6 separate regions of the Homo sapiens genome follow, and all the other regions are linked to region 4. The links are chromatin loops, found by intact Hi-C in ENCODE. Cell type or tissue: MCF 10A. All regions are shown on one strand. Each heading gives the region's core, and the rest is flanking DNA. Links, peaks and the distances in the headings are about the cores only. Region 1 overlaps LOC105376235 (a long non-coding RNA gene). Region 2 overlaps LOC105376236 (a long non-coding RNA gene). Region 3 has its middle 53 kb from the start of PAPPA. Region 4 overlaps LOC124902258 (a long non-coding RNA gene). Region 5 has its middle 42 kb from the start of LINC00474. Region 6 has its middle 230 kb from the start of LINC00474.

What was found. Peaks named below come from ENCODE experiments on the same cell type or tissue, not always from the same donor. Only the 100,000 strongest peaks of a DNase experiment are listed, where the experiment ranks them.
Region 1: a loop joins it to region 4, with 10 times the contacts of the local background. A loop is called at or near these places in 4 of 110 quality-filtered maps.
Region 2: a loop joins it to region 4, with 4 times the contacts of the local background. A loop is called at or near these places in 5 of 110 quality-filtered maps.
Region 3: a loop joins it to region 4, with 8 times the contacts of the local background. A loop is called at or near these places in 4 of 110 quality-filtered maps.
Region 5: it touches region 4 in a loop (7-fold over the local background); 2 of 110 quality-filtered maps call a loop at or near these places.
Region 6: it touches region 4 in a loop (8-fold over the local background); 4 of 110 quality-filtered maps call a loop at or near these places.

The regions. Positions count from the first base shown.
Region 1 is chr9:115,670,498-115,675,873 of GRCh38, forward strand. LOC105376235 (a long non-coding RNA gene) reads left to right here. Exons shown (of 7, transcript XR_930270.3): 6 at 1,940-2,019; 7 at 2,148-2,331. Among named protein-coding and RNA genes, the nearest start is that of LINC00474, 250 kb to the right of the region's middle. RefSeq lists an enhancer at 1,584-2,783. In MCF 10A, for the core only: no CTCF peak of the experiment used is centred there; DNase peaks (open chromatin) are centred at 2,304 and 2,624.
Region 2 is chr9:115,993,550-115,998,925 of GRCh38, forward strand. The region is part of intron 1 of LOC105376236 (a long non-coding RNA gene); the gene reads left to right. Among named protein-coding and RNA genes, the nearest start is that of LINC00474, 71 kb to the left of the region's middle. In MCF 10A, for the core only: no CTCF peak of the experiment used is centred there; a DNase peak (open chromatin) is centred at 3,102.
Region 3 is chr9:116,097,987-116,103,362 of GRCh38, forward strand. No RefSeq gene overlaps it. Among named protein-coding and RNA genes, the nearest start is that of PAPPA, 53 kb to the right of the region's middle. In MCF 10A, for the core only: no CTCF peak of the experiment used is centred there; DNase peaks (open chromatin) are centred at 2,785 and 3,745.
Region 4 is chr9:115,941,634-115,947,009 of GRCh38, forward strand. The region is part of intron 1 of LOC124902258 (a long non-coding RNA gene); the gene reads left to right. Among named protein-coding and RNA genes, the nearest start is that of LINC00474, 19 kb to the left of the region's middle. RefSeq lists an enhancer at 2,109-3,308. In MCF 10A, for the core only: no CTCF peak of the experiment used is centred there; DNase peaks (open chromatin) are centred at 458, 2,708 and 3,078.
Region 5 is chr9:115,880,778-115,886,153 of GRCh38, forward strand. No RefSeq gene overlaps it. Among named protein-coding and RNA genes, the nearest start is that of LINC00474, 42 kb to the right of the region's middle. In MCF 10A, for the core only: a CTCF peak has its summit at 3,127 (motif pointing right); a DNase peak (open chromatin) is centred at 3,154.
Region 6 is chr9:115,690,834-115,696,209 of GRCh38, forward strand. No RefSeq gene overlaps it. Among named protein-coding and RNA genes, the nearest start is that of LINC00474, 230 kb to the right of the region's middle. RefSeq lists an enhancer at 104-1,303. In MCF 10A, for the core only: a CTCF peak has its summit at 3,317 (motif pointing right); DNase peaks (open chromatin) are centred at 458, 1,068 and 3,378.

The DNA of each region.
Region 1 (5,376 bases), core at 214-5,213, 270 kb before region 4:
TTTGGTACATGTCTATGCTTTGGTAAATAATACCAAGTAAGGGTATTCAGTCTGTGTTCTTTCCAATGCTGAGTTCTGTTCATTCCTTTTTTTCTTTTTTTAACAAGCTTTTCACCAGAGTGAGATGATGAACATATCCAATCAACAAACCCCTGCTGACAATTCCTTTCCATCTACTCTCCTTTTGTATGCAGCTGCTGATAACTCCACAAGAACACCCTATGATTTATAGCCCTGGGCAAGTCAAAATCCAAATTTAGGAAAAATATTGTTTTCCAGGGAAGCAATTTTCTGAAGTATGAGTTGTTTTTTTAAAAACACAAAAAACAACCAATTGATATCACTGAACAGAAAACTTCTCTAAATCTGCAGAATTTACCTTAGATCCTGTCATTCACCTTAGATATTCCTGCATAACTAGGGTGGATTTAGGTGGGTTAGATTTTTAGATTTAGCCCTAAAAGGTACTATAAAGTGCTTTCCTAAAAATAAAAGGGGCCTTTGGATCCACTCTGAAGCTATTGATTGTGGACCTGACCAGGTTTCCTGTGTATCATGGTGAGATTGGCAGCCAGGTACAGTACTGAACTAGATAGATAAAGAAGATGCCAGTTCCCATAGAGTTTCTGAGATAGGTGACCATGGACAACAAAGATGTAAGCAACTGAACAAGATCATTGCAAATAATGATAAATGCACAGGAAACAAAAAGCACCATAGTCAGAAAGTGACTAGGCTGGCAGTCGTTATATTGGGTGGTGACAGAAGCTTCTCTGAGGTCAAGACATTTGAGCTGAGACCTGAGAAGGAGGCAATGATCTGGGATCAGAGCTTTTCAGGAAAAGGAAACAGCCAGTGAAATGCTCCAAGATAGTAGTAACATTCTCTTGAAGTACAGCAAGAATGCCAGTGTACTTATAGTAGACTAAACCATTGGAGAGAGCAATTAGCTTGAAGACAGAGGCCAGATGACATAAGGCATGAGTGGCCATGCTAAGGAGTTTGAAATCTAGGCGGTTAGAGGGGTTAGCAGGAAATTGTATGGCATTTTTTTTTTTTTTAAGACGGAGTCTCACTATGTCACCAGGCTGGAGTGCAGTGGTGCGACCACTGCAATCTCCGCCTCCGGGATTCAAGTGATTCTCCTACCTCAGCTTCTTGAAGAAATGGTATGGTATCTTTAAGAGACCTGTTTGCTGTAGGATAGATGATAATACTGGAGACAGAGAAAGCAGTTGGAAACTTTCATGTAAGCAGTGACAGAAGGCCTTGCATCAGAGTGACAGCAGTAGAGATGGGCAGGGGAGGAGAGATTTCAAGATATTTTCTTCAGGCAGAGGAAATAGGACTCTCTGATAGGCTGGATGTGGAAGGAGTAAAGAAAATAATTGGCAGGGTACAGTGGTTCATGCCTATAGTCCCAATACTTTGGGCAGCTGAGACAGTAAGATTGCTTGAGCGCAGGACTTTGAGTCCAACCTGGGCAACAGAGGGAGACCCCTCTATCTAAAAAAAAAAAAAAAAAAAAAAAAGGCTGGGCTAGCCATGTGTGGTGATGGTGCATGCCTGTGGTCCTAGCTACTTGGGAGACTGAGGTGGGAGGATCACTTGGGCCCAGGAATTTGAGACTGCAGTGAGCCATGGTCGTGCCACTGCACTCCAACCTGGGCAAGAGAGCAAGACTCTGTCTCAAAAAAAGAAAAAAATAAAAGAATCAACAAAGACTCCTAGGCTTTTGTTTTGAGCAATTGGATGGGTATCATATAATAGCATCTTCTGAGACAAAGACTGGAGTAGAAAGGAATTTTGGATATACAATGAATAACTATCTTCTAAGGTGAGTTCCAACTCACTTCTAAGGAATCAAACTGTTCACACCCAACCAACACTTCCACTTTTACAAACAAACAACATGATTTTAACTTTCTGTCTCCACTAGGTACTCGACTGTGGTTCAATCTCCAGACCTAGAACAGGAATAGAAGCAAAGGGATTTTCAATATAAATATTAGTTGAATGGTATGAAGTAAAACAAACTTATACTGGTAATAGCTTTGGAATTTACAAAGCATTTTCCCATGCATTATGTCTTCTCCTCCTCATATTAACCCTGCAAACGAAATAACATTATTACCCGTACTTTACAGAAGAGGACACTGAAGCCAAAGGAGAAAATTAACTAGCTCAGTCTTGCATGACCCCTGTGAATGGACTGATCTTGAAACCCAGGTAACCTTACTCCCTGGTCCCAGCCTTTGTTAATGGGGACACAATCCTGGAAATTTTGCCTGTGTGTAAACCTCTAGGGGCTTTTTCTTTCATCGTTTTACATCAGCCAGACTCTGACTCACAGCTGGAGAATCAGCTTCCTTATTATGTAGCGAATTCCATGAACACACACCAAGAGTTGTTTTCTGTAACAGGCTGAAGTAGCTTCTTCTCCCAGTCTCTTTCTCCCATCAAAATTAGAATATCTTTCCTTGGAAAACTGTGCCCAGGTTGAGGGGGACTTCTCCCTGGTTTTGTGTAGACTCTTTGATATGCTCCAAACTCAACGCCTTTCCTTCAATCCCTGGGGCCTTAGGAACAGCCAACCCACATGTGGTGGGAAGTGAGGCGAGGGGGAAAGAGGAATGTGAGGGAGACACAAACACAGCACAATGTTTTCTTTCTGAGAAACTTCATCAAGGCTCCGATTCCAGTGACCTCACCTTCAAGCAATGCCAGCTCCTTTGCTTTAAATCAAAGTTGACATGTGGTGGTGGTTCACATATTTGGAGTCTAATGAGCCTGCAGCTTCTAATGCTGCAAAGGAAATCCTGAGAGTAATATCTGCCCTCTGAGATCAGAGGTGGTCAATAACCTTAATGTATGTCAGCTTCCACACTTTACTCCAGAATTCTTAAGGAAGGTACACATGAAAGGTTGGGCTGTCTATGTAGTGAGCAGCATTCAAATTGGGACACTTACCGCAACCCGCCAGTATACATTCTGTAGTCTAATTTCAAGAAAATGAAACTGAATTATACAAACAGGCTCTCAATTGATCTTCCTACTTTTATTCTTGTCTCGTAATCTTATGTTTTTTTCTCAAAGCACTGAATGTCCTTTCCCGGCTCAAATTCTTCTAGTCCTTACTTGTCACAAATAGAATATAATCGATGTGCCTTTTGATGTCCTACAAAGCCATGCATGATCTGACACCTGGCTATATCTATGAACTTTATTATCACTGCTTCCAACACTCATTCTCACACAAGCTATCTTAGCATCCTTCCTATTCCTAGAGCATGTAACCCGCTGTGACTCATGGTCATTGGCTCTGGTCTTCCCTCTGTAACTGAGGAAAAGGCTCTTACCCAAGAATCTCATGATTCCTTCAATTCCTTCATAATATTCAAGTTTTTGCTCAAATATTACATCTTTAAAGAGTCCTAGCTCCACCATGGTGGAAGTTTCTTCTCCAAGATTTAGTAGTGCCATGATGGTTAATTTTATGTGTCAACTTGACTGGGCCATATGGTGCCCAAATATTTACACAAACATTATTCTGTTTCTGTGAGGATGTTTTGGAATGAGATTACATTTAAATTGGTAGGCTGAGTAAAGAATATTGATTGCCCTTGCTAATGTAGGTGGGCCTCATCTAATCAATGGAAGGTCCAAGTAGAACAAAAAGGCTAAGTAACAGAGAAGTCTTTCTTCCTAATGACCTTTGAACTGGGACATTTGCTCTTTTTAGGTCTCAAGCCTGACAGTCCAGACAGGAACTAAACCGTCAGCTCTCCTCAGTCTCCACTCCAGCTTCCTGACTCACCCTGTAGATCCTGGGACTTTCAAGTACCCATAATCACATGAGCCAATTCCTTATAATAAATATATCTCTTTCTTTCTTTCTTTCTTTCTTCCTTTTTCTTTCTTTCTTTCTTTCTCTTTCTTTCCTTCCTTCCCTCCTTCTTTCTTTCTTTCCTTTCTTTCCTCTCTCTCTCTCTCTCCGTATGTATATAGAGGCAACCAACTTCAGATAAAATATTTGAAACAAAGAATATCTGCACTGAACATGTACTGACTTTGTCTTTTCTTATTACTCCCTAAATAATAAAGTATAACAACTATTTACATAGTATTTACATTGCATTAGGTATTATAAGTAATTTAGAGATGATTTAAAGCATACATGAGAACATGTGTAGGTTGTATACAGATACCACACCATTTTATATAAGGGACTTGAGCATTACTGGGATTTGGTATACTCGAGGATGGAGGGGTCCTAGAATCAACCCCCAACAGATACCAAGAGATGATAATTATTGGTTCTGCTTCTCTAGAGAATTCTGACAAATAGAAATTTTGGCACTGAGAGTGGTTCTAGAGGAATATTTGTTTTCTATTAACAATATTGTGGCCGGGGATCCCAGCACTTTGGGAGGCCGAGACAGGTGGATCACCTGAGGTCAGGAGTTCAAGACCAGCCTGGCCAACATGGCAAAACTCCATCTCTACTAAAAATACAAAAAATTAGCTAGACATGGTGGCGGGTGCCTATAATCCCAGCTACTCAGGAGGTTGAGCCAGGAGAATTGCTTGAACCTGGGAGGCAGAGGTTGCAGTGAGCCGAGATCACACCACTGTACTCCAGCCTGGGTGACAGGTAAATAAATTTAAAAAGTAAAAATAAAAAAATAAAAACATGTATTTTAACAGTTTATTACTCTTTCTAATGCCATAGCCAAAAGACATGACATACTCATCTCACATGTCATAGTCAGTGGCATGCTGGGGGAGGAGTGTGATGCTGATCTGCTTCAGATAGTCATTTAGGGACCCAAGGCCCTTCCATCTAGTGGTTCAATAATCTTCTAGAAGTCCCTTTCTATAAACTCAATATATGTATTATATTCTTTCTTTTTTATACTTACTGTGCATATTTATTATAAGGCATACAACATGATGTTATGGGATATGCATAGATAGTAAAAAAAAAATGCCCTTTCTTTTTCGGTTGTTGTTTTTGTAGCAAGAGCAGCTAAAATCTATTCATTTAGCCTGATACCATATGCAGTACAATTTTATTATCCATAGTTCTCATCCTACACATTAGATCTGTATACTTGTTCATCCTACATATCTGCTTCTTCATATCCTTTGACTTGCACCTCCCTCTTCCCCCACCACCTCACCTGGTAACCACTGTTTGGTTCTCTGTCTCTGTATATTTAAACAATTTTTTAAAATGTCACATATAAGTGAGATAATGTGAAAAATTTCTTTCTGTGTCTGGTTTATTTCACCTAGCATAATGTTCTCCAAGCTCAACCGTGTTGTGGCAAAGTGCAAGCTCTCATTATTTCAAGCTGAGTAACAGTCCATTGT
Region 2 (5,376 bases), core at 89-5,088, 52 kb after region 4:
AAAAGAAATTGGGTTGCCTTCTGCTGGTTGACTACGGCCAGGTTTAAGAAGCATGGAATTCAGAACCAGAATCCAATGGGCAAAGTGGAGTTTTTGAGATGGCTAAGTTATGTAATGAAGTTCAAGATCCTAATCTGGAATTAAATTTTTTGTCACTTTAGGTCTTCTGAAAATGAATTATCAAGAATGTTATGACACTCCAGACCTCTTCAAAATAAACTTTTCTTAAACACTTACAACTTAAACACTGATGACCTTAGGAAAGCCATCTCCAGTCTCTAAACCTGTAATGTGTGGCTTTTGGATCAGGAAGCCTCTAACATTCCCTTTCGATGAACATGAATAATCATGGAAAATTTACAGGTCATAAAGCATAATCTTGTTGAATGCTTTTTCATTTGGACACATTGCAATATCGTCACCATTATCTGTTGCTATTATACTATCCCTGAAATGTCACTATTGGTCTGAACGTGGAAATGAACAGAAAATAATAGAATAAAGGCACAGGAACAAACATTGACTGAATGCTTTTCGTGAAGCAGGCCAAGTGCACTGTGCTCAAACACTTTATCTCCTCTAACCCTCGCAGCAGCACTGTTATGTAGGAATTTTATTGATGAGGAAAGCGATAACTCAAATTATACTTAGGAAGGCTATATTGGATAGGTTTATCATGGGGAAAAAGATAATTCAAAGGCTTTTGATGAAAGTAACATTTTATTTTCTTGATTTTGTTTTAAATCTTTCTTTTTGTTGTTTAGTTTTAAAACGAAAATCTTCAATATTTTTGTCTAGTATTGATTTAGGCAATTGGTGATATTCAGTATATAAATCTTATTCTAATCTTTTTTTAGATGTTCTTAACTTTGAAATGTTAAATGAATTAATCTAATGTAAAAAATAAGCAAGATATTATTTATTTCAGCAACTGCTTTTGACATTGGTGCAAAGGAAGTTGAACTTTAACGAGGAAATATCATGGGCATTTTAATCACTCCTTTGCTTATGCTTTCACCTTACCCCTGCAATGTCTTTATAGTTGGTTAAAGGCAAATTAGTTTGGTCTTCACAGCCTGGGAGACCTGGGTGTGAGTTGTGCTTGAGCTCCTTCCAATATGTAATCTTGGCCTTGCTCCATCAGAATACTGAGCTTCTGTCACCATGTGGATAACCAGGCCAACCTAAAGGGTTGCTGTTAAGATTCAATGATAAAATGCACTGCGCATTCCTCAATACCAGGTCAGAGTTTTCCTCACAAAATTGTTCCTTTGATTTGAGAATCTGTGATGCTCTCTCAATTACTGTATTTTGAATAACAAATTTTGTTTGGGAAAGGTATATTATCTGGAAATGTTCTCAGCCAATTCTAGGGTTAGATTCTTACAGAAGTCATCTAATAGAAGCAGAATTTCTTTTTAAAGGCAGTTAAATGTAATCAATATTTCATAACAGCCTCATGTCTGGGGAAAGAAAGAGAAGGAAAGAAGGAAAGAAGGAAGGAAGGAAGGGAAAGAAGGAGAGAGAGAGAAAGAAAGAAAAAAGAAAGAAAGAAAGAGAAAGAAAGAAAGGAAGGAAGGAAGGAAGGAAGAAGGAGGGAGGAAGAAGGGAGGAAGGAGAGAGGGGAAGAGAAAAGAAAGAAAGAAAAAAGAAAAAAAGGAAGGAAGGAAGGAATGAAGAGAGAGCCTTTAGATTCTGTGGCCCTTGTTAGAATTCCAAGGAAGACATTATGTAAACGTTCTGAAGCCTTCCTAATTTTGACTAATACAGAGCTATTGGTATAAATCTGTATTGCTCTGAATTACACAAAGTTTATATTTTTACACAAAGTTTAAAAATAAATGTAGATTGTCTTTTAAAAAACATATGTTAATTCAAACAAATTGCCAAGTAGGTGTCTCTAGGGACAAATCTTAGTCAATAAAAAAGAGTGATTTTTTATAAGTTTATCAGCTGATATGTAAAGTGTTTGAGAATAGCTCATTCTCTTACAGTGTTTAAACATTCTTTCAAATGATATCAAAGTTGTTTATTTATTTGATAAGCAAATCCTTTTTTCTCAAAATAATGTAGTGGTAAACTTCATTCATTTATGTGTCCTTACTGAATATTTTATGTTCACTTTTCTAAGATTTAAAATATTAAGAAAATTCATAAAGTTATTTTTATTAAGCTACTTTAGAAGAATAAAAACAGATTTAAGAAAGCTATTGATTCATTTTAAAAATACTTGGTTTCTCATCAATTTTAGAAATTTCTACAGGAAGAACTTTACTGAGGCTAGAGTGGGGGTAGGTAAGAAGAGGGTTGCAAGTTTGGGAAAATCTCTACCAGATGTTTGATTTCTGTTAAACTTTTCACCACCAGTCATCTGGCAGGATTTTCAAAAGACAGATATCAATCTCTTTCTTACAACTTACACCCTATGTTCTAATATTTCTAAATATTAACACACCATCATAACTCAGTTTTTACTGTCAAGAAAATATCAGTGAGATCGTGTTTACCCCTCATGTGCACACCATCACATAGTGCACTCTTTCTTCTACAAAATCCCCATTCTCCTTCGTGACTTTCTCTCCTTCATCCACAAGGATCACATCTCTGCCATACATCCATGGCTATGTTCCTTGAGTTATTTATTCCCAGACTGTAGGGAAACTACTTCTAAAGTAGAATTATAGTTCACACTGTGGTGAGCTATAAAAGAAACAGATTATGAAGTTGAATAGACCTGGTTTTAAATCAAAGTTCTGGCATTTTCTAGCTATATGATCTTGAACAAGCACTTAATCTCTCTGAGCCTCTGTTTTCATAGCACTTTTGAATGAGTTAAGTGAGAAATATAGAGAAAATCCTTATCTCAGTGCCTAATACCTAGTATTAGATATAAGGGGCAAAATAAAGGGTAGGTGATCATAATTTTCATCATCATTATCATCTTTGTTATGGGATAGTGTAATGTACTGAGGCTCCTTGGAACTGAACTCACGTCTTTGACTGCCCAAAGTCATAAAAAATGTGGTAAATTTTCTTTTAGCCATTCAGCAAATATTTACTGACCACACTGTTGCGCAATCTCTGGGAAGAAGCAGTGTACATAACATGGGCATTGCCCCTCCACCCCCACCTTGCATGCAATTAAACAATTAGTCATAGAAACTAGCATACAGTTATAAATGGAAAGTGGTCGACCAAGTGAGAGGGAGATGCCAGGTTATTGTGAGAAAAGATGTGTGTGTGTGTGTGTGTGTGTGTGTGTGTGTGTGTTTAGGTGAAGCATGTATTAGAATTAACCAGGTTTGAGTAAGGAAGTGAACATTCCACATGAAAGGAACAGTAAATGTGAAAGCTCAGAGATATAAAAAGACCATAGAAATGTGTCTTTCTTAAAGACACATGGCTTCCTTGTTCACTTTAGCCACATTATCTTTTAACTTTCAAGAAAATTAAGGAGAGATGGGAGAGGTAGATGAATATCAGAAGACACAAGGTATAATAGGCCACGCACAGAAGGAGCTTGGTCTTTATTCAAGAAGTAATGGGCAAACATTTAAGTGTTTAGGCAAGGCAATAACAAAAATGAACTCATAGATACATTTTTTTCAGAGGGAGGGGACGGGGACTCACTATAGTCCCCAGTCTGGTCTGGAACTCTTGGGCTCAAGAAATCTTTCCATCTCAGCCTCCCGAGTAGCTGGGACTACAGGCGTGGTCCACCATGCCCCAACTCCCCAACTAATATTTTTAAATGCCAACTGACTATTAAAATTGTACTGGAGGTGAGGAAGTAAGTTGATAGGAAAACCATCACAAGATTTCTATAGTAGGTTAGGAGAGAAGTGACAAGTGGCTTGGAGAAAGAAGGTAACAGAAAAAAATGCCCTTTGCCAGTATATCCTTTGACTGTGCTTAGCTACGATGACCAAGTCATAAATATGTGTGCCCTCTTGCTGCCAGTCTATCTGCGGGGCAGGGGAATCACCACAGAATATTGGAGTTGACATGAAAGAGGTAGTGATCTGTGCTTCACAATTAATTACATCATAATTAATTACAACGTTCAACCTTATGCATTCATTCTTTTTTTTTAACTTATCACACATTTATAATTATGAGGATCTATGAGAATCCCTAGGTAATGGTTCATGTTAAGTGAGTGACTGACTTTTCATAACTTCAGCATTCTCTCATTTATCCTTTTTTAAACTAGAAGGGCATGTTTAGCAGACACACAAAGGAGACAGGCCCACTTGCCACTCTGCCTGTTCTGATGGGCTGGGAACAAGTAGGCTCCAAGACTCAGAAATGACTGTGGTTTCTGCTCTACTCTCTGGATAATCTAACTACCCAGGGGATAGAAGATTTGTGCCTACCAGATTAAAAAAAAAAATCCTTATTTTTGGTTCTACTGCTACCAGCTTCTTTGACTAATTTTGAAATTATGTCTCCTTTCTTTCAGCCACATTGTTACAAATTTATTATCTAGGCTGATGATATCATCTGGAGAGGGTCCAGGACTGTGGTCATTCAGCTCCTTTTTCCACATTACATAGGCAGCTTCTTCTCTCCCCTTTCAGGTCATTAATTTTTTAAAAGAGGGCTTGCTTTAAATATCTAGAGGAGTGCTTTCAGCTGTGACACAGAGAAGGTTTCCCCTTTCATAGCCTGCAACACGTGCCTGCTTCTGATTGAAGGCTGCTTGCCCAAGTGGGCATTTGAGATCCCTCAAAGTGTCTCATGAGAAGTCTTTGGTCAAAGTCATGCTAAAGGCACTTGTTAACTTTGTTTTCAAACTGGAAACAAACTGGAGAAGGAGTAGGAGACCTGACCTGGAATTGTATGTAATGGGCTATAGGCCAGGAGATTGGAACAGCTTCTCCACAGATTTATTGTGGGGTGTTAGTAATTCCTTTATGGCTCAGCATCCTTCTGTGTAAAATGAGAATGGCTTCATCCCTCATCTCTAATTTTCAGGAGTGCAGGAAGCATTGGAAGAGGTACCAAGTTTTCTAAAAGCACTTTGAAGCTCATACATTCTACAAGTATGTATTGAGCACCGAATATATGTCAAATACTGTGCTTAGCACCAGGTATACAGTGGTGAATAAAACAGGCCTATATGCCAACATGCAACTTATAATATAGTTGGATAGGCAGATGATATACAAGTAGGCAAACAATAAGTATATAGTTACAAACTGAAAAATGCTCTGAAGGGGTTGGGCTATAATGATATTGGGAAATGGGAGTCTGTGTAGAGTGGTCCAGGAATGCCTATCTGAGCAGCTAACCTTGAAATTAAGGCTTAAAAGTTGAGAAAGAGGCAGCCATGAAGGAGGTATGTGTGGTATGTGTGTGTACAAGTGCACACAT
Region 3 (5,376 bases), core at 281-5,280, 160 kb after region 4:
TTGCAAGATATGAAGGGGGAGCTGAAATGCATACCAAACTTTCCTGAACTCTAAAACCTATGTATTTTCCATAAAAGTCATATTTCAAAGGATAGAATAAATATCCTTACAGTTATAAGCTGCTTCCCAGGAGCCAGTCCTTTTAATAATCATTATTAACACATATAATGGGTCATTTTTTGTGCTTGGTTTAGGCATATATAGTGATGGAGTAATTTTATGACTTTAGGGAGCTTGGAACTATATACATATAAGAAAATAGAAAATGTCTTAGTATCTTTAGAGAAGTATGGTAAACAAATAGGGAGCAGATTGAGTTGTAGGAAGATCATGAGATCTTCCATATTGAACTGGAAGTGTCAGAATAACATTCTATGTGGGGACCTCTAAGAGTGAGGAGTTGTGTATTTAGAAATAAGCTGCATACATGTGGTGTTTGAAACCTAAAGAATAGATAAGTTTGCTGAAGACAGAGTCTAGAATAGCATACTCCGATTTGCTCCAAAGTGTTTATAGATTTTCTAAGATGATGCTAGGGTAGGCAGTGCTGCCCAGAGTTTATTGACAATAGAATTCTTTTAATAGATAACCTCTCGGGACTGATGTTACAAAGAACACACTTTAATGCGTTTTCATCTGACCAGCAAAGAGAAGAATGTTCCTTATTCAGAAGAAAGTAGGGTCTGTTTCAGTAACAACCAACCTCCATCTCTCAGTCGTTTAAAATAACAAAGGTTTATTTATTGCTTTCATCACTGGTTGACAGGGAAACTCTCCTATACGCTGTGACTTAGGAAACCAAGTTGATGGAACCACTATCTTCAATGTTGTCTCTGCACCAGAGGGAAAAAGACCTCTGGTGGGTGGATCTTCAGTTTATCCCTTAAATATTCTGGCATGGAAAAGACACATAATACTTATCTTTACAACTTATTGGTCAGGACTAGTCTCATGTTCCACTGGACTCCAGAGAGATTAGAAGTGTGCATGTGGTTATAATTATTAGGTGAGCGGCAGTAGCATCAATTCCAAGGAGAAAGCCTTGAAGAATTCCCTTACTTACAGAGCATGAGAAAGGATCTTGAACAAAGGAGCAATGAAAAAGGTGCATGCAGATTTCTGGTATAGTTCAAGACACAGATTTTCGTAGGCTCTGATAAAATGCTCTTTCCAGACTTCTCTTCCAAATTTGTTTCTCCTTGCAAGGGGGGAGTTGTACTGCTGGAGAACTACTGGAAATTCTATGCTGTCCCAAGTTTGGCTATGATATTCCAATTTTAAACCATTTCTCTTCTTTCCCACTTAAGGTCACACCTTTTTTGGATGGGAATGTTGATTCACCATGTTTCCAGCCCTCACCTGTGTCATTCTTTCTTCCTGAAATCCCTCCTTGTTTCCTGACTTGTTTTTACTTAGTGATCAACTTTTCCTTTCTTTCATGATTTAAGAAGGTTAGACAAGAATCATCCCACTTGACCTTTATTGCTTTCACTCTTGGTGTTCTCTTACTCAAACTTTGGTGCATGCCTTCATGGAGCCCCACCCATGGATGGCCTGTTCTCCTGTCTCCACTACATTCAACCCTTGTCCTAAAGCCAAACACCCTGATCAACCCACAAGTCATTTTTTTCACCTTACTCAAGGTAGTGTGATGTAGTATAAACTACATAGAATGTGGAACAGACAGACTGAGTAAAGCCTTGACTGTACCACTTCTAGTCCCCTGACCTTGGATACGTTACTTTTCACTTCACTAAATCTTTCTTTCCTCATCTGAAAAATGGGGTCCATGATGCAAAAGCTCACAGAGCAGTAGTGATGATGGTAGGAGAAGGTGGTATATAGGAATGAATACAATTCCAGTATCAGTTATCTATGACTAAATACCAAACCACTCAAACGCTTTGTGGCTTAAAACAAAACAATTTCTCACTGCCCACAAGTCTTTAGATTTTCTGGGAAGTTCTTATCTGTCCAGGCTGTGAAGACATCAGCTGTTGTCACACATGTGTTTGCAGCCTTCTGGTGGGTCAATTGGGGCTGGCTAGTCTAGGACAGCCTCATTCATTGCTTGGCAATTGGCTGTCAACTTGGGAGATGGGTCACTTGACCAACCATGTGTCTTACATTATCTAGCTAGCCTGGGCTTGTCTTCATGGCAGCTGGCAAGGATCTAGGAGACAAAGCAAATGTATGTAAGACCTCATGGACCTACATTCAAAACTAGCACAGTCACTTCTGCCACATTCTACTGGCAAAGCAAAATCCAAGGCTAGCCCAGATTTGAGGGTTAGAGAGAAAGACTCCACTTAATGGGGGAAGCTGTTAAGTAGCATTTCAAAAGATGTGGATACAGGAATAAGTGGAGGTATTAGAACCATTTTGTAAGCAATCTGTGAGAGTTCTATTTTCTTTCTTCCTCTTTCAAGCCTCCTGAATGGTCTTGCCAATTGTGAGTTTCTTGAAGTCAGGGGCTACGTTATATACATTTCTATTTTTCATATTTCCTAAGCATCCAATGAACATTACCACTATCATCACTACCATTCATTAAGTGCTGGCTATATTCAATGCTCTGTTTTAATCACTTTTTAATACATCACTTCGTCCTTATGACTATTCTTTTTGTAATTACTGCTCTTGACTATCTTCCCATTCCTATATACTTAGTAAGTTCCCAGTATAATCCTACTAAAGACACTTTTTTTCTGCCTCAAGCTATTCCATGGGGTTAACACTTGTTTTGTGGTTGCAGGAGATGGGGCCAGAAGTGAATAAGTGAGTCAATCAATCCCGTCTTTGACTTCTTCCAAAATCCACTTCTGTGTATCACCTGTCTCACCTCCAGTTCACCCTACAGACTTGTTATCCTGGATTGAATTCAGCCTCCCATGAACTCTTGTAATACTTCTCGTGCCTCACAGTACCCATATTACTCATCTTGCTCACCCACACACCTCCTACTCCCCTCCATTCATGTCTTTGCATACAATCCTCCCAGCCCTTTGCTTATGTGAGTTTATCACAGTTATTTTTCAGAGAGAGATACCATAAACCCTATGCTTAGTCATAAAGAACGATGATAACAGCAATGCCTTTCTATTGCCAAGTGCTTGTCCTGACATCTCATTTGATTTCTGGAACCACCCAGATAGATACGTGAAGCTAGTATAACAGTCCCTGTTTACAGGCAGGAAAACTGAGGCATTGAAAGGTTTAGTGCCTTGCCCAAAGTCACACAATATATTGATGTTCAAGACAAGAGGAAAACTTGGGATTTATAATGTATAGACCAGCAATGGTTCTACCCTCTTATCATTCAATGTGATTTATTTAGAAGTTTCTTAGTTTTCTCTAGCTTTTTTTGTCCGCTATGCAGCAATGCTAACTCAACATAAACAAAGGACATCTCGTGGACATTGATTATATGCTAAGCACAATTCCAACATGGAAGGCATGTGAAGTCTGTCCATCCAAGGAGAAACACTGGTGTGTTGTATACAAAAGTTCTTTGTATTTAGGCAACCCTGGTTAAGCCTCTATCTCTTACTCATCTTGAAATCTTGGGCAAATTACACAATATGTTTGATCCACAGTTTCCTCCTTCTTTAGAAGTGAGAATTAACCTTCACACCATAGGTTTATTAGGAAGATTAAATGAGATGAAACAAATAAAGCTATGACACATTGGAGCCCTTCTGCAGACTATTATTACTGTTAATAAATATGAATGAGGTAAGAATGAGTCATGTTACTCAATTGCTCAACTGTTCCCTGTTCAATCTTCATCACATTTATGTCCCTGTTATTCATTCCGTGTTTGTCTGCCAAAGATATAAGCCATTTTTTTTTGTCTTACATGCCAAATTCCCTGATGACCCTCCTAGCTCAGAGGGGTATTTTGAAACATAAGTGATAAGTGACTTATTCATTCTATTAAGCTTCTTTTTTTCCCTTAGGCAAAGGTGAAGAAGAGATTGAGGGAACAGTAGCTTAGGAAAACATTGATATCCAAAAAAATTGGTAGAGACACAATACTGAGTTCTTGTCTCTAAACCACTACAGAACTCAACTTCTGATAGTAAATACAGCAGCCTGGATCATGATGCTAAGGGCAATAGTCTGTTCAAATCTAAAATTCTTTGAAGTCAATTTTACATGTTTTGTTGCTTTTCAAATTTTATTTAGATGTATCAGAACTCACTAAAGTTAAAGACCAATTTAGACAAATGATAAGGATTTCCTTCCAATACCTCGATGTTGTAATAGTAAGTACTGTGTATATAAAATTTGTTTTGTGATTCTTTGTTTACAAGCAGGTTTGCATATATTTCTTTCTACTTAGTTATCTAAAGACCCATGTTAGTTAAAGTAATATTACAGTTCATCTGTAAAATTGGAGAAGAAGAAATTGGACTCAGGATGTGAAGCAGCATGTCCAAGTTTGTGGTGTTAATGATGGGAGAGTTGGAACTTGAATACATATTCTCTAGCACCAGTGCTTTCCCACCCCAGCCTAGCGACCTTTCAAAATCAGTGGCTGTATTGGAATAGGATAAAATGGGACCAAAGATGGTCTGAGCATTGAATTTTCTTCCACACTCAGCTATACAGGAAAGTTTACAAAGCATGACTTCCTTCTTGAAGAGTGGAAAGTTGGAAAGCACTGAATGGATCCGTAAAAGACAGATCACTCTGTGAAGGAGCAAGGAAGAAACTGAATAATTCAGTGAACGTTAATGGGCTTTTCAGAACATGACAGCCGTCCGTTCCCATTCCCAAACCAGATGGTCACTGAGCCAACATTCTTCCTGTCTGATTCTTTTGGGCAGCCTGGAGACAAATAAGGAGTGCTTTCTAGTAGGTGGAGGCTCCTCGACTTGTGAGAAAGGTTGTCTTTACCCTTTCTACATGCTGACTTACACGGCTGTTGATTTGCTTGGTGCTGATTTACACAGATGTTGGTGGGGCTAAATGAGGTGGTAAGAATCTTGAGGGCTTCTCTCCTTTTGGACCTATTGTTATACACCAGGGCAGTGGAGATATACCAGGTAGAGTTTCCTGGCCACTCTATAGCTAGATCACATCTCTGATGTCATGATGTCAGTTACCATTACGGATGTTATCTTCCCATCTGTAAAACAAGAGAGCTAGGCTTCTATCTCTGAGCACTCTTTGAGTTCCAAAATGTTACAGTTCTCAATCACTTACTAAATTTTTTCGTGTCAACACTAACAGATCTATATCATTCTTTTTAATGACCACATTGAATACCACAGTGGAAAGTCTTGTTTTGTGTTGCTGTTTTGTTTTAGTAAAAAGCCTTCAGTGATAGACATTGTTTTTTTAGTCTTTTGATATTGTATACAATTTTCT
Region 4 (5,376 bases), core at 172-5,171:
GAATGATTGGATAAAAATTTGCATGAATGACTTGAACCCATAGGTCTCTCACACTTTACCATGGAGCCCTGAGTGGATGTGTTGGGGCACCATTTCAACACTGCCAGTTTTCAACTCTGCCTTAGCTTTCAGTTCCTGTTTATGCAGATCCTCAGTGTCAGCCAGCATAAGATATTGGGATCTTCTCAAGTCTTTCCCGAGCATTCTCACAGCCCTGCACATGTACATCATTTTCTAGATGCCCTTGAATATGTTGGAGTCTTTTAAAGCCCCCTGTAAATGTTTCATTTTTCAGCTTTTTCCTTTAAGGGTCTTAGCTAGCCTCTTATTTGCCCTAATTGATACAACTTGTATCACTGCTTCAGGCAGCTTCAATTTAAATGATGGACACTGTTCATTTTTCACAAACACCCTGGGGATACAGCATTTCCCCAGTGAATGAGCTCTGAGTCAGTTAAAATAAAGCCAGTCTCCATGAATGGGGCTTTCCAGGGAGTTGTCAGGCAGGTCAGATAGTGATAGTTCTCTAGGAATGGACTTTTGGGAGATCTCTAAACACTTTCTATCCCATCCAGTAGCTGTAAGACTGCTGGTTTTCACAATTACCATGCTCGTGAGGCTGTTGGTTTTCACTGCTACTGTGCAGGAAAACAGAAATAGAAATAGTGTGTGTTAAAATGCTACAAAGCTCTTTGCTATTCTTACAGAAATTCAGCTATTTTTCTTCAACAAACATTCTTCAGATTGTTACAAGCTTTTGATTAAGTTTTACAGCTCTGTAAAAGTTTATTTTGTCAATTTTTTTAGTGTTCTTTTTGCTGTTATGAAGTAGATTTTCAGAAGTCTTCACTCCAGCTTTCAGAAAGTGTTCCTTCTCCTAATTATCTCTATCTCTCTGGCTACTCTTGGAAGGTTTAAAGGCTTTTCTTCTTAATGCTTATGGCCCATAACTGGTTTTTGTTGTTGTTGTTAGAGTTCTATGTTCGAGGCTCTCCCCTGCTCTCTCACCTTTAATCAAGTCCTTGGATATCCTGATTCACTGCTATGGCTTCTGGTAGCATCTTTGTGAAGGTGACTTCTCATTTGTAACTCCAGCACATGTGCTTCTTCTGAACTCCACACTGTTTTATCTAAGTATCTGTAGATATCTCTTGAAAGACTCACAGACATCTTAAATCCAATCTGTTCAAAAGTAAATGCATCACAAACTTTTTCCTCCAACCCCATATCTGCATTTTGATGTTCCTTATCACAATTTATGGCACTACTATATACATAGTCAAAAAAATCAACCAACAGCAACCCTTCATACTTCCTTTCTCTATCCCATACAGCAGCTCAAGTGGTATTGTATCTGATAATCCCATTTTCCTGCATTTTGATAACATTACTTCCCATTTCTTGGCCACTTGCTACATTTACAAGGAAATTAAAGTGCTTTAATGAAATCTACAAAGAACTTCAAGATTTGGATTCTGTCATGCTCTCCAGGATCATGTTTTTATACTCTGCCAGCCACCTTGAATTTTCATTTTCATATTTACCTTATCTTTAGTATTTGCTGTCCTGAGAGAAATCTCCATGTGCTTATATTAGATCTCACAAATTTTTGTGTATGCTGCCTTGAGTTGGATTCTGTTACTTGCAACCAAAGAATCCTAAATAACAAAATAAGCTTCACAGCATAACTACAGCATTAGTTATCTTGCTTTACCCATTGTTCTAATTTTTCTTACCAATATATCTACTCTTAGCTGAGCTGATGAGGCTGCTGTCACACCCAGTGTGGTCCAGACTCTTCCAGTCTATCTTCTTGTTATGTTCTTGACAGATCTCATCAGCAAACTCTCTCCTCACAGCTCATATTATGCCAAGAGATCAGCCCTACCCATTAATTTAGTCTCTGAATAGAAAGCTGCTGTCTCTCTCTCATTTTTTTTTTCTCTTCTCAGACAAAATCCCCCTTCTGTCAGGAAGAAAAAAAAAATGGTGTGTTTACTATTTACAACTAGTATATGAACTGTTATTGTCCTAGGAGCAAAACCCAACTGGACAGTTTTCTCTTTTCTGTCTCCAGTATATGTAGATTACATAACCCCTTTGAGAACTGTAAAATGGCACACAATGGTTATTATTTATTCTAACTGCAGGGAGGCAGATTTAGGTTCTGGGATTATCATTTGTTTAAATTCATGTTCATTGATCATGGGGGCAGTTTAAGATACAAATTGGTCCTTGGCTCTGACAAGCATGTGTTGCTAACCTGTTTCCTCTTACTGGCTAGTTCCTGACTTTGAGATAGTGGTTTTACCATTCCATCTCCCTTTCTTTCCTTTTTATTCTTTTTTTAAAATTTATAAAATCTGGTAAAGTCCATCAAAACTTGAGGATTGTTAGGAGAATTAACTATGTGAATGGACACAAAAAGCCTAATATGGGATCTTGTCAGTGAGCCATTCAATAGATGACAGCTTAGTTTATTGTCATCAGCATGGTCATTCACCATGCAACCTCTGCTGTTAACAGATTTCAGACTGTAATCTTTTGTTTCTTCTTTCTAATCCTGCACTTCCTCTGACTGTTCCATTTTGGTTCCGAGCAAGCAGGCCGCTTGTGTCTGAATCTGGCCAATCCTGAAATCTCTGCTTGGCTTTGTCAGACAAGTTCAGGCATGCACAGACATGTCCATGAGTTTCTCAGAAGGTTGACTCTGCCAAAGCCAGAACACCACTCCCCCACTTTCCACTGGGTCCTGTGCTCCAAGCTATTGGACATAAGTTTGTGCTTTCGAAACTTCAGTATTTACACGGAATCTGTGCCTCTGATTTACCCAGTGTCCAGCTGCTGATACTTATCTTGAAATTTCTAAGTGCAGGGCTGCAATCAAAGCATCAGGGCACAGAAATGAACAAATAAAGATGTTTGGGGACTGCCTGCTTTTCTCATGCGATTTGCACATTTTTCTTGGCTTGCGTAATCTGAGGAGGCTGGGACCATAGGCCCCTTCATTCCTTGGCCCAGTGGCAGCACATGGCAATGTTACAAATACGGGAGCTGGACATTCAGGAGGGGCCTCACCCCTGCTAGGAAAGCATCCACCTCTGTGCCTCCCAGACAGCGTTGACGCATTCAGACAAGCTGGACAAAGAACGTACAGTCTACATTCCCTGGCCTTTGAAGGGAAGATGTTGCAATGTACAGGCAGTTGGAGTGTTTTGCCTAATTCATCAAAACATTCACATTTGCTAGTAATACAATGCATCTATGATGAGAAGGACTTAGGGGAAGGCACTGTGGATTAAGGGTAAAATGGCTCATGTCCCCTAATTTCTACCATTCGGCTAAGCTTTGAAGCAGCCTCCCTTCATTCATGAAAGTGTTGCAGGGTTGTTAAAAATGCATGGGCTTTGGAACCAGATGGATCTGTGGTTCAGACTTGCTAGCTGTGGGATCTTGGGCAACATACCCTTTCTAAAGCCTCTGCTCTCATCTGGAAAGTCAGGGCAGTAAAACAAAACTCTTAGAGCTTTTACAAGGATTCTTTGAGATAATGTATAGTGATTAGCAGGGTAACACACACAGTAAGTGCTATAAATGAACTTTTATCATTCACCTACTTTTTAAGTGCCTACCATGTGCCAGGCACCCAGCCAGGCACTTAGCATTTCTTTGCACCTCAATTTGATTGGACATTGCAATGGGAGTTGGAACACAAGGAGAAGCATATTTGAAAGAGGCAATGAAGACTTAACTTTAGACCCAGTATCACCTAAAATGAAACCATATGGCTTTGGGCAAGAGATATTTCTCTAGACCTCAGTTACTTCAGCTGAAAAGCAGAGTAACCATTTCTGTCCTAAGAACTAATGAGGAAGGCATAACAATTATTATTACAATTATAATAGATGGCATTAATATAGAGCTTATTTGCTTCTTAGCACTTTCTAAGCATTTTACATTTACTGATTTATTTACTCTTCACAACTACCCTAGGAGAATTATTACACAGATTCGACTAACAAAGGAATTAAGAGACCAAGAAGTTAAATGGTTTATTCATAGATAGTAATCAGAAATCAGCTAGTCTGGCTCCAGAGTCTTTTCCCTCAATCATCACACTTTGTACTTGGTGGACAATAAAACCTTGCATAAATATGAAGATTTATTACTATGCTGGAAAATTCTACCTAAAAAACTAGTATTTTGATCTAATCATTGTAGGCTCCAATATGGTTATTTTTAAGAGATCTGAATCAATTTCTCTATAATTTATTTTTTCTCAGGATTTTATTATAAAAATTTTCAAATAAACAGTATAGTTTAAGTATTTTTATAGTAAACATACATATACCTACCACTCAGATTCTGTAACTAACCTTTCACTATTAATATAATTGTCTTATCACATACCTCTCTCTAGATCTCCCCCCTCTCTCTCCATCAATCTATCTTATTTGTGACATGTTTAAAACTAAGTTGGAAGGCATCACTACATTTCACCCAATTCTCCAGTATGAATGTCATTAATTAGAATTTAATCTACTTTATGATCCATTTTGTTCTTTTCCAAAATGAATTTTAGGTTTCATATCTGCAATGAAGATTTGTAAATCTCAGAAAATACTAAGAAATTAATATTTCTTAGTAAGAAAATACTCAGAAATTGATAAATTAACAACAAACCATGGGACAGTCTACTTTTAATATTGTAAATTCATTAATATTATCATTATTATTACTATTGTAGTTGATTTTCACACCTGATTTTTCAATCCTAACAGCCAGTCTGCTATTCAGCTGCTATTTTTCCTGTTCAGACCTTCCATTTCATCCCCAGACATAATGACTCCTGCTCAATTTTTCCCATTTCCACCCTCACCCTCTTGTGCCCAAATTCAACCACAGTTTGCTCTCTGCCAGACCTCCATATATCCAGTGGGATTCCAATGCTGCCACAGAATTCCACATGGTATCCAAGTATCTGACTGACCCAGCCAATTATTACAATAGCACCTTATATTTAGTTGGTGCTGGTTCATTATTTCATTCAGTAAGTATTTATCAAGAGCCTATTTAACCAGGTGACCAGGAAGGGGGAGGGCAAAGAGTGAGCTAGGAGCATTGAGTAAATAAAGAATTAGATCAACTAACTCACATGTATGACGTAACTTCTGTGTACACAACATTGCCATCAAGGAGTCAAGTCAGGGGAAGAAAACAAATGCACATGAAACAATTGGAGACCAGCTGTAGAGAGAGAAACAAGCAAAATTTCGTGTAGTCATGTAGAATGGTTTGTTTGCATATCTGCCAAAGAGATGTAGAATAAAAATGCTTGTAGGATTCCACTTCCAGAGAGAAATGAGACTGTAAATT
Region 5 (5,376 bases), core at 254-5,253, 61 kb before region 4:
TTTCTACTTCCTGGCACAATTGTTGGGCACAGAGAGAAGTCAGCCAGAGCTCTTTTTTCATATTGTAGCCAAAGAGACTCATTTGGACACCTGAATGAAAGTAATTTTTATATTCTCTAATGACTATAACTCACTTTCTATTACTTAATAAATGCGATGAATAAAAGAGTCCTTGTGAAGCTAGATAGCATTTGCAAATGGGCTGCTGTGACTTGACAGATGGATTTGGAGCCTGAAGCAGGGACCAGAGTTGCTGAAAGCTGCAGGTGTCGGCAGAAACTGACTTCCAAGCCATTCCTCTTTCCTTGGACGGTGATAATCTGGGCTTTTTAAATGATTAGAAAATCTTAAAAGTGCTGCTTAATTTTTTTTAGTTTGTATATGAGCATCAGCTAACTGTTGGAATACAGAAAGCTTTCTTTTCTTCACCCTTCCTAGCTAGTTCTAGCTTCTCTCCTCACTTTGAGAACCATTTAGCACTCTGAAAATAAGGTCATGAGGCCTAAAGGATTAGATTTATGTGAGAATATCCTGTATACCTTTGCTAGGACCTGGGGAACTCAGGAGAAGCCACAGTATTGCTTTTTTTTTTTTTTTTTTTTTTTTTTTACAAGCTATGCATTGTTTAGTTTGTTGAGTTTATGAGATATTTTAAGTATTCTAAGAAAAGATGGATTGGGTTCTTTAAATAGTATCCCATGGTCAGTATAACAGAAAAGAACCTGGGTTTGGAGTTAAGAATCCTAGGATTTTTAACATATCACTTATATCAGTTTTTTTTTAATCGGCCTGTTTTTAATTTTTAAAAATGTCTCCTTGTCCTTAATGAAAAAGGTACTTTGTTTCAGAGCTCACACTTTAGCACAGTGGTTCTCAATTTGGGCTGCACATTAGAATCTCCTGGGGAGCTTTTAAAAACTACAAATGCCCAAGTCAATTAAAGCCTATGTGTGAGACCAAAGTTATTAAAGATACAGCACTCGCATGCATCTAAATTAATAGGCTGCTGCTTAGCCAATCAGAATGGAAGGTTCAGTTTTACAGGGACACAGAAGTTTTCTCTCTCTTTTTTTTTTTTTTTTTTGAAACAGAGTCTCGCTCTGTCGCCAGGCTGGAGTGCAGTGGCTGGATCTTGGCTCACTGCAAGCTCTGCCTTCTGGGTTCTAGCGATTTTCTGCCTCAGCCTCCCAAATAGCTGGGACCACAAGCATACACCAGAACACCCAGCCAATTTTTGTATTTTTAGTAGAGACTGGGTATCACCATGTTGGCCACGATGGTTTCAATCTCCTTACCTCGTGATCCAACCACCTTGGCCTCCCAAAGTGCTGGGATTACAGGCGTGAGCCACCGTGCCCGGCCGGGACACAGAAGTTTTCAACGTTTACTCTAAGCCTCCCATAGATGGGAAAGTTGAAGCTCAGAGAGATTCATGAGCTTGCCCAGAACCATACAACTTGAAGCAGAATTCAGGTCTCCTGAAATTTAGGTCATAATATTTCCTGTGGTAGTATAACATTAGTCTGAGTTGCTCATAAGCTGCCCAGAGAAAACAACAGAGTTTGGGACAACAATGTCTTAATAAAATAATCTAGATGGAGGCTAGCAGTGAAGTTAGCCTCTGTAATGGCCTGCACTCTGATTACCAACACACAAAACCTTGGATTTGACATAAACCAAGAACCATGTAATCACATGTCCACCAGTGAGGTCAAGCAGACAACTGAGCTGCATAGGATAGCACAGAGAAATAAGAACCAGGATGAAATGGAGAGTCGTGTCCACCCAAAATCTTTAAACTTCCAATCTGTAACAGATTTCAGAGTAAACGAATCAAATTGTTGAACTGAATTCCCTTATAGGCTGCTGGTTTGCAACCTTTGACTTCAATGTCAATTGATATACTACAAATTTCAGTCCTAGATTTAGGAGGAACTTCACAGTATGATGTGATCCGGCATTTTGCCTTTAGTCTAACTTTGTATCATCTCCATTCTAGATCTAAGGAAACCAGAGGCTGAAGATGTGGAGTACAGGTACAATGTCTCATGACAAGTGGGTAAGAACTAGAAGAGAAGTCTTTGAATTCCCTGCTTCATGCTCTTTTGGGTGTTGGAAGAGCATGAAACCTGAAGTTGGAAAGAGATTCAAAATAATAGTGACACCACTTCCTAGCTGGGAGACTGGGGCCAAGTTACATTTGCCTTAGCAAGCCTTGGCTTTTTCCACTATGAAATTTAAAATAATAAAAGTAGTGACTTCATAATGTTGTAGGGGGTTAAATAAAACAACACATGTTAAATTTGTTTAGCCCAGTGCCAAGTGCAGCATGAGGATTTCTGAGCTGATGCTTTGTCATTGTTGTTTTGTTGTGCCTTGTTGCTTCCTGTTTCAAAGTAATGCATTCTTAGAGTTCCTGATTTTTTAAGGACCAGCTAATTTCAAATTGGCTCTCTCTCCCCCAGCAAGCCTAGTGTCTCTGCCACCAGAGTGCAAACACACTTGAGTTCACCATATTGAGAGCTCCACATGCAGTGTGTTCTAATTGGCAGTATGGTGTTTGGAACTAGGGCATCACAGTTTTAGGGCTGACTGGTATGTACCTGAGGTCAGGGACCTGGTACACAGCCACACCAAGATATGACAACCCCTTTTTGTAATGTATTCATGAGAAAACATATAGTTATATGAAGAAAGTAAAGGGAATCAGAAGCTTGAATATCTTCAGACCTCCTGGACCCTGGAAATGACTTACTTTTCCCATGGCCTGAGTGAGAGGAGTTTGGTCTGGAAAGTTGGCTTATCTTCGTTCCATCTCTGTCTCCAGTGTCTTGCCCCAGCCTGGTCCCATCTGTCATCATCTAGCAGACTTAAGGAGAGACATGTGAGTGTGGAGTGATGGGGATGGACACATTTTGCAAGACTCCAGGAAGCCCCAAACTGTGTTACTAGAGTTCACTCTTGGTGATTCTATGCAGGATGAGGCTTCCAAGGGTTATGGGATGTGGACTTGAAAGGAAACTCCTGTTTCCCATTTAGTGCATCCAGCCTCAGGGGTGGGAAGAATAAAGGGACATCTTCTGATGTGGGCTGCTGTGTTGCACACTCTTCCCTGTCCTTGGTGCGGTCCGTGTTGATAACCACAAGGTGGCATCGCAGATTAAAGTGAAATGCCACAAACTTGCTTCCCTGTTCCCAGGTGAGGCTGTGATATTCATTCCACACCTGGGAGTTAAGAGGATATTTATCACAATCTGTTCATTTTACAGATGATGATATTGAGGCCAGGAACAAGGCATAACCTGCCTGAGCGAGTTGTGGTATAGAACATAAATCACCCAAGTACTAATCAGAAAGGGAAATGCATTACCCATTATTAAGCACCCAGGTAATGGAACTTGCCCCTCAATTTAACAAAGTGTGAAATATGTCAATGTGTATTTTAAAGAATTATCAGTATAAGAAATTCAAATATATCCACCATGAGGGCAGGGATTGTGCCTATTTTGCTTGCCATGTAGAAGATCCTGGAGGTTTTTTGTCTGTTTGTTTGTTTTGTTTTTGGAGGATTGGTTTATTTTTCCTAACTTGCATAGATTTAGATTTTTCAGCTCTATATTAGAAGTTAATGGGGGCACAAACTACTTTCCCCCTTATCTCTCACTCACTCAATTAACAAGAAGCCAACAAATTTGGGGGCTGGGTTGTGCCCTTACTAGGACCCTGGCCCAATTTTTGGTACTCAGGGGATGACAAAGGGACACTGAGGACCCTGCCCTGCTCTTATATGTCCACTGTGAACTCACACATTGACTTTCAAGATTATAGAGGTGGAACAGGGATGTTTGGGCTGCCTTAACCCTTACCTTAACTCTCACTCTCCGGCTCCTCCACAGAAATCAGGGTCCAGCTTAGTTTCTGACTCTAGGAGAAGTCAAGTGGTCTCTGAAGTCCATTGGTAGCATCCAGACCTCTGGATGAGCTTCCTGACATCGCTCTGCTGCAATACTAATACACAAGGGTTCCTTCTCATTCCAGGTTTGTCACTCTCTGAGGTGCCTTAAAAAAAGTTACTTTTCTTTGGGCCTCAGTTTCCCGGTGTTTCTCAAAGCCAAACATCCTAATTTTCTAGATCATCTAATATCCTCCTGTCATGAAGTTTGTTAGCAATTGAATTGCCTCTCCTACTGCTTCTGCTTCTGTTCAGATTCCTTTATAGCAAAACGTTGGCTGTGCAATGAGGAGTCCCTAATGACTGAATGTGGAATGTTTATTCTTTGGAAAGCTCTGAGGTTGGGACTTCAGGGAAAAAGAAATGCCATCATACTGTTTTAGAAAAATGCTCTCCCATCAGAGGAAGAGTCAATGATTCTCAGTAGGAAAAGTTAAAAAAAAAAAAAAAACAAATCATGTGCCCAGATGAAACTTAGTTTTGTTTTGTATTTTAATGCTCAAATAAGCCAAGTGACCTCACTTGGGACACTGAATTTCTTAGAGTGATATTCAAGAGTAGATAGATTTTCTGATCCCAAATTTGAAAATTCCCACGGGTAAAAATCTCCACAGCAAGTAAAATCACCAATGTTGGGGAGGGGAATAAAATTAAATCATTATAGGTGTGGGTATTTTTTAAAGTGATACATACTAATCGTACCTATTTATGGAGTGCTTGTGATATATTCACACAATGTGTAATCACTGAAGCAGGGTATTTAGGATATCCATCACCTCTACCATTTATTATTCATTTGTTCTGGGAACATTTTAAATCTTCTTTTCTACCCATTTGAAATATATAATATATTGTTGTTAACTATAGTCACCCAACTGTGCTGTCAAACCCTGGAATGTATTTCTTCTATCTGCCTGTATGTCTGTACCCACTGACCAACATCTCTGCATCTTACTCTACTCTTCCCAGTCTCTGGTACCTATCATTCTACTATCTACCTCCATAAGATCAATTTCTTTGGCTCCCACATGTTAATAAGAACATGCCATATTTGTCTTTCTCTGCTTGGCTTATTTCACTTAACATAATGTCCTCCCGTTTCATCCATGTCGCTGCAAATGATGTGATTTCATTCTTTTTATGGCTGAGTCATATTTCATTGTGTGTATTTAACACATTTTCTTTATTCATTCATCTGCTGATGGACACTTAGGTTGTTTCCTTATCTTTGCTACTGTGAACGGTGCTGCAGTGAAAATGGGAGTACAGATATCACTTCGATATACTGGTTTTCTTTACTTTGTATAAATAACCAGTAGTGAAATTGCTGGGTCATATAGTAGTTCTATTTTTAATTTTTTGAGGAACCTCCATATGGTTTTTTATAATGGCTGTACTAATTTAGATTTCCATCTATAATGTAT
Region 6 (5,376 bases), core at 211-5,210, 250 kb before region 4:
CATGGTACTAGCAACTCCCCCATCTGAAAAGAAGCTGTCATAGTCATGGTCCCTGCTACACAGGAAGCTGTCATTTCCACCAGCTGAATGATTTATAACAATTTATTGAAATTGGGATGGGCACCAGATCCAAGGACAGATACATCCATAGATTAGCTAGGCAGCAAGGCTGTGTCATGAATCTCATCTTCCTTGACCACAGAAGGAAAGGCAAGAAGTAACCACTCAATCCAAAGCCAGGTCAATCAGACACCCTTACCACAAACATTCTATTTCATCTTGTCCTTGATAACACAATCTGATGTTTGTACAAGAATCAATTGTTTAGGAAAGTTGACTCTATTCCCCTGATCACATTTAAAACATGATTAGTCTAAGTCAAACATAGTAGTCTCATTCCCCTTGTCAGCATTTGGCTTAGTCATAGCATGTGTCATAATTCCGGTTAATGAAATGTGAGGTTGATGTGGGAAAGTCTCCGGGTGAACTTCTGGAAAAGGTTTCTTCATTCTTAAAAAGAAAACTTAGTAAGAGCAGTGCCTTCTTACACACGATGTTGCTATGTCTGGCTAAGATGGCTTAGATAGGATACAGTAATGATCATGAGGAGGAGTTAGCCCTAGAACAAAGCCACCACGCTGAGCATAGCAGATCAGATTCACGTATAGAACCTAGATCCTTGGGTCATCAATGGGATTTGCAGGGATGATATAAAGATTAACTGGCCCAGAAAGGCCCTATTTCAGGACTTTATGTTATTAGATAACAGACTTTCCTTATTGTTTAAGCCAATTGAATCAGGGTTTTCTGTTATTTGTAACTAACAACACAGTAACAAATACAGCAAATTTAGACACAGACCAACTACCTATGTTGCTGTCACATGCAGACATGCAGAAGGATAATCTAACTTTTAATTCTTTTTTCTTTTTCAGAAATTAGAATTTGAAACAACGGAAAGAGAGAAATTTTAGGTTAGTAGCTAAATCCCCAAGGATACTAATTAGAGAAAGATGTTGGAATTGCCTTAATGAGTCACTGCCAACGCAAGTCCTAAGGAAGCAAAGACTGTGAGTAAGCAAAGGTAGCCAGCTGCTGGGAAGAGGACAATAGAGGAAAAGGTCAGAGGGACTTTAAAAGACTGACTGTGGGCTCCCTGAGGGAAGGAGGGATGGAGAGAGTATCGGGTCCTATAGAATACCTTAATTGTTTTTATGACTTCTCTTTTCCATATCCAGTTCACATGTACTCCTTTCTGTGCATTAAATTGAGTTTCTATTGGCTTCTTTGTAACAAAAAGAACTGAACAGAAACACATATCTATTGGACAAAGAGCAATAAAATGATATAATAACTGTATCTGAGGGTTTTTTCATTTTAAAGAATAAAACAAAACAAAAATCAAACAAAAAAAACCATCTATCTGATGTTGCTCCACTCCCAACAGCATCACTAACCGGTATGTACCCAGCTTCAGCTAAATATCCCTAAAACACCTCTTACTTTCCAAGGCAAAGTCTCCCACTGTTGAGTCGTGTTGACTGATAAAAAGTTCCCTCTGGGGTAAAAAAATGAAATTAGTTTTACCTATCCTGGGGTCACCTCCAAATACATATGCCTGTAATGTATTTCAATTAGAATACATTACACACTCCCTGTCACCTTCACTAGGAGAAAATCAGCAAAGTCAACCAGCATTTTTAGTTGTCACAACTAAAAGGTACTCCTAGCATCTGGTAGGCGGAGGCCAGGGATGCTGCTAAACATCCTACAATGGACAGGACAGCCTCTCACAACAAAGAATTTCCAGCCCAAAATGTCAACTTTGCCAAAGTAGAAAAGCCCTGTACTAAAGGAGACCTTCCATATAATAGACGGAACCCCCTCTTAGAAGAGAGGCCTTAGAAATGCTATGGTTTTGGAGCTTTTCTATTGAGCCCCTCATATTTTCCATCAACAGCAAGGCCCAGGTATTAATTATATGGTCTTATTCTGTGACCTGGTTTGTCATTCCTGAAATAGCTAAAAGTAAAACAGATGTCATTTCAATATCAAGAAGCAGTGGAACAGAAAGTGCCAAGGAGCAGGTGTATCAGATACTCAGAGGTGGTAAAGTCATGGCTGTCCATGCTTTGGAGCTAGGGCATCTACAATGCAAAGGAAGATTTTAAATGTGAATTTTGTGTTCTGGTCTATGAGTAGATGATTCACGACACTAGTTTGAAAATGCCTGAGTAATAACTTGACTTTGTTTCTGCACTGGACATCTGTTGTTTTTGTTCACTGGCATCACTTCCCTTTTCTTTTTTTCTTTCTTTTTTTTTTTCTTTTTTTTTTTTTTTTTTTTTTTTGAGACACAGTCTTGCTCTGTCCCCCAGGCTGGAGTGCAATGGCATGATCTCGGCTCACTGCAACCTCCACCTCCCAGGTTCTAGCGATTCTCCTGCCTCAGCCTCCTGAGTAGCTGGGAATGCATGCGCATGCCACCACGTCTGGCCAATTTTATTTTAACTAGAGACAGGGTTTCATCATGTTGGCCAAGCTGGTCTCGAACTCCCGACCTCAGGTGATTCCTCTGCCTCAGCCTCCCAAAGTGCTGGGATTACAGGCATGAGCCACCATTCCCGGCTCCCTTCCCTTTTCTTATGGGAACAGCATTGAATTTTCCTTTGAGAAAATACCTCTCCCTATAGGGGTAGTTCCTACAAAGTTTCGATGGAATTATGTCAGAGGCTCTTATACTTTCACACCATGGCTTGGCAAGTATCTCAATCTAGGCCAATCAGTCTTTGTTTCCTTAGGATATACATCTTGAGTGAAGTAATGCGTGAATGGGAAACATTTAAAGCTGATTCATGTGAATTGGGATAGTTCCTGAACAGAATGCCTACGGTTCTTTCTATCTAGATTCTCAATTGTCTCTTGCCTGTGACTCAATTGTTCAATGACCTCTCAATTCTGTAAGTTGTTTGTACTTACTTTCATTGTTTCTTCTCCTCAGGTAAATTCAGACTCTTTTTGGTTTCTTACACTAAAAAATTATCAACTTTTACAACCATAGAATTAGGCACTGGAAAGGGAGACTACATTTGGGTTCTCATTGTGTCCCTGCTCTTAATTGGTTATTATGGTGGGAGGAAATCACTTTTCCTCTTCTGGCCTATCTCCCCATCCATGAAAGAAGAGTGATGGACCAGGTCATTCTTAAAGGCCCTTCTAGTTCCAAGGTCATAAATTTCTAGTAAATACCAGACCTTCTTTAACTAGAAAAGGTAAATTAAACTTTCAACACAACCAGGAGGTGGTGCTCCAGTACCATGATGACACATCACTAACGGTGTCCAAGCAGTATTGCCCCTGTTGGGGCTAAGGGATTCCAAGAATCCTACAAGGTCTTTCCACACTGTCTGGTTGATTGAGCAAATTTTCTTCTATTGTGAAACACATTTTTATGTGTGGCTAATGTGGGAAGTCTTTGCAGGACCTCTATAGAGATGGATAAGCCTTCTTCCTCAAATGATTTCCTGTTGGTCAGTGTGGGAATATTATTCCTCGATATTTGGTAAGTCACAGTGATGTTGCGTGGAGATAAGTGGTGATATTGTGCATGTGGGAAGATAACTAGAGTGAGATGAGCAGCTACAAACATCAGGGGCTTTGCATTCTGGCACCAACAGTGCCATGTATTTGATGTGTAACTTTGGGAAATAATCCTGGATTTTGTTTCAGTCACTTCCTTTAAAAAAGATTACATTGCATGAAATCAGTGGTTCCCAAATTTATATTTTCCCAATGATAAACAGTGGAAAAATATTTTATTAAATAAAGTCATACATGAAATTCTCATATAAAGTACTTCTCAAAACTCTTTATAAGGGACAGAAACTCAATTCAAACAAGCTTAAAAGTAAAATAGGAAATTTATTACCTAAAATAACCAGGAAATCTAAGTGGAAGAACCATGTCAGACATGGCTGGGTGAGGAATTGAAAGCTGTCATCAGAGATCCACATCTCCATTTCCTATGTACCTATATCTACTTGGCTTTCTTCTCAGTGCGCTCTCAATGTGTGGCAGCAACATGGTTCTAGGAGAAGAGAAAGAAATAAAAAAGCTGTCTTCCTCATCTCTGCTTTCTTCCTTGGTAGGTTATCCCTCAGGTGCCTCCATAGAACATCTAAGTCATAAGGAACAGAACCTGAAAACTATGGGACAAGAAGATCTATAACATTTCTTGCAGCTCTGAGGAACTAGATCTCTAAGTTGTGAAAAAGGTGACACAGTTCTGTCTCCATTCTTTGTCAGGTTAATGCATTTTCCCATCTCTATAGAGGTCCAGCAAAGACTTCCCACATTAGTCACACACAAAGATATGTTTCACAATAGAAGAAGAAATTATCTACAGATAAATGGGAAAATGCAAGTTTGGGGAAATGCATTAAACTTGTATTTTCCTCATTATCTGTGGGCTAGCTATTTATTTAGAAAACAAAATGACAATTTGTCATCTTTGCTTGACTATTTCCTCATTCTCCAAAATATCTGTAACCTCATTTACATCATACAATCTCTTTGTACATGGTAGGAAACCCAAAGATAAGTTTCTCTACTATTCCAATGACACAATTGAGGAGCAGATAATCAAATAATCCAGTTACCAAAAGATAAGTATAAAATATTGTATCTACAAGAGCCCAGTGAAATCACCTTGCCCAACTCAATCATTTTTCACTTAAACAGATAGATCCAAAGGGGGAACTTTTGTTCTCAATACCATGTAATAATTTAGTCCCCAAGCAGGAATTGGAAGCCAAGATTGCTGCTTCCAAACTCCTTATTTCATCTAATTGTTGTTTCAGTGTAACTAGCAATGTCTTTCTCAATAACACAATTCTGATCATATCACTTTTTCCATCAATTATTTCTATGATTTTCCATTTTTAGTAAATGGTATGAACAACTTAGCATGACAATCAAGACCTTTTTTGATGCAGGCTCTAGCCTACTTGCCCAGCCTCATCCCTACCACTCCTTGCTCTTCCCATCATGTTTCAGCACAACTGACTCTTCTTGGCATCCCTTATATGTTTTGCTAGTTTTAGCTTCTAATCTTTGCTCAAAAAATCCCTATGTCTAGAATACTACCCCTTTCCCTCTTTTGTCTCATGATTTCTCCTTCTCTAAGATTCATTTCATGGGTTACTCTTTTCGAAGAATCCTGTGATACATCCTCTTCCCCCAAAGTGGTTTTCCCATGGGATCTCATGATTATTCCTATGGTTACTCTTACTAAATTAAGTGGAATTGTCATTTTATGGATCTAGCATTTTGCATGTCACTTTGGATAAACAAATTATGTTAATATTCGACTTGAAA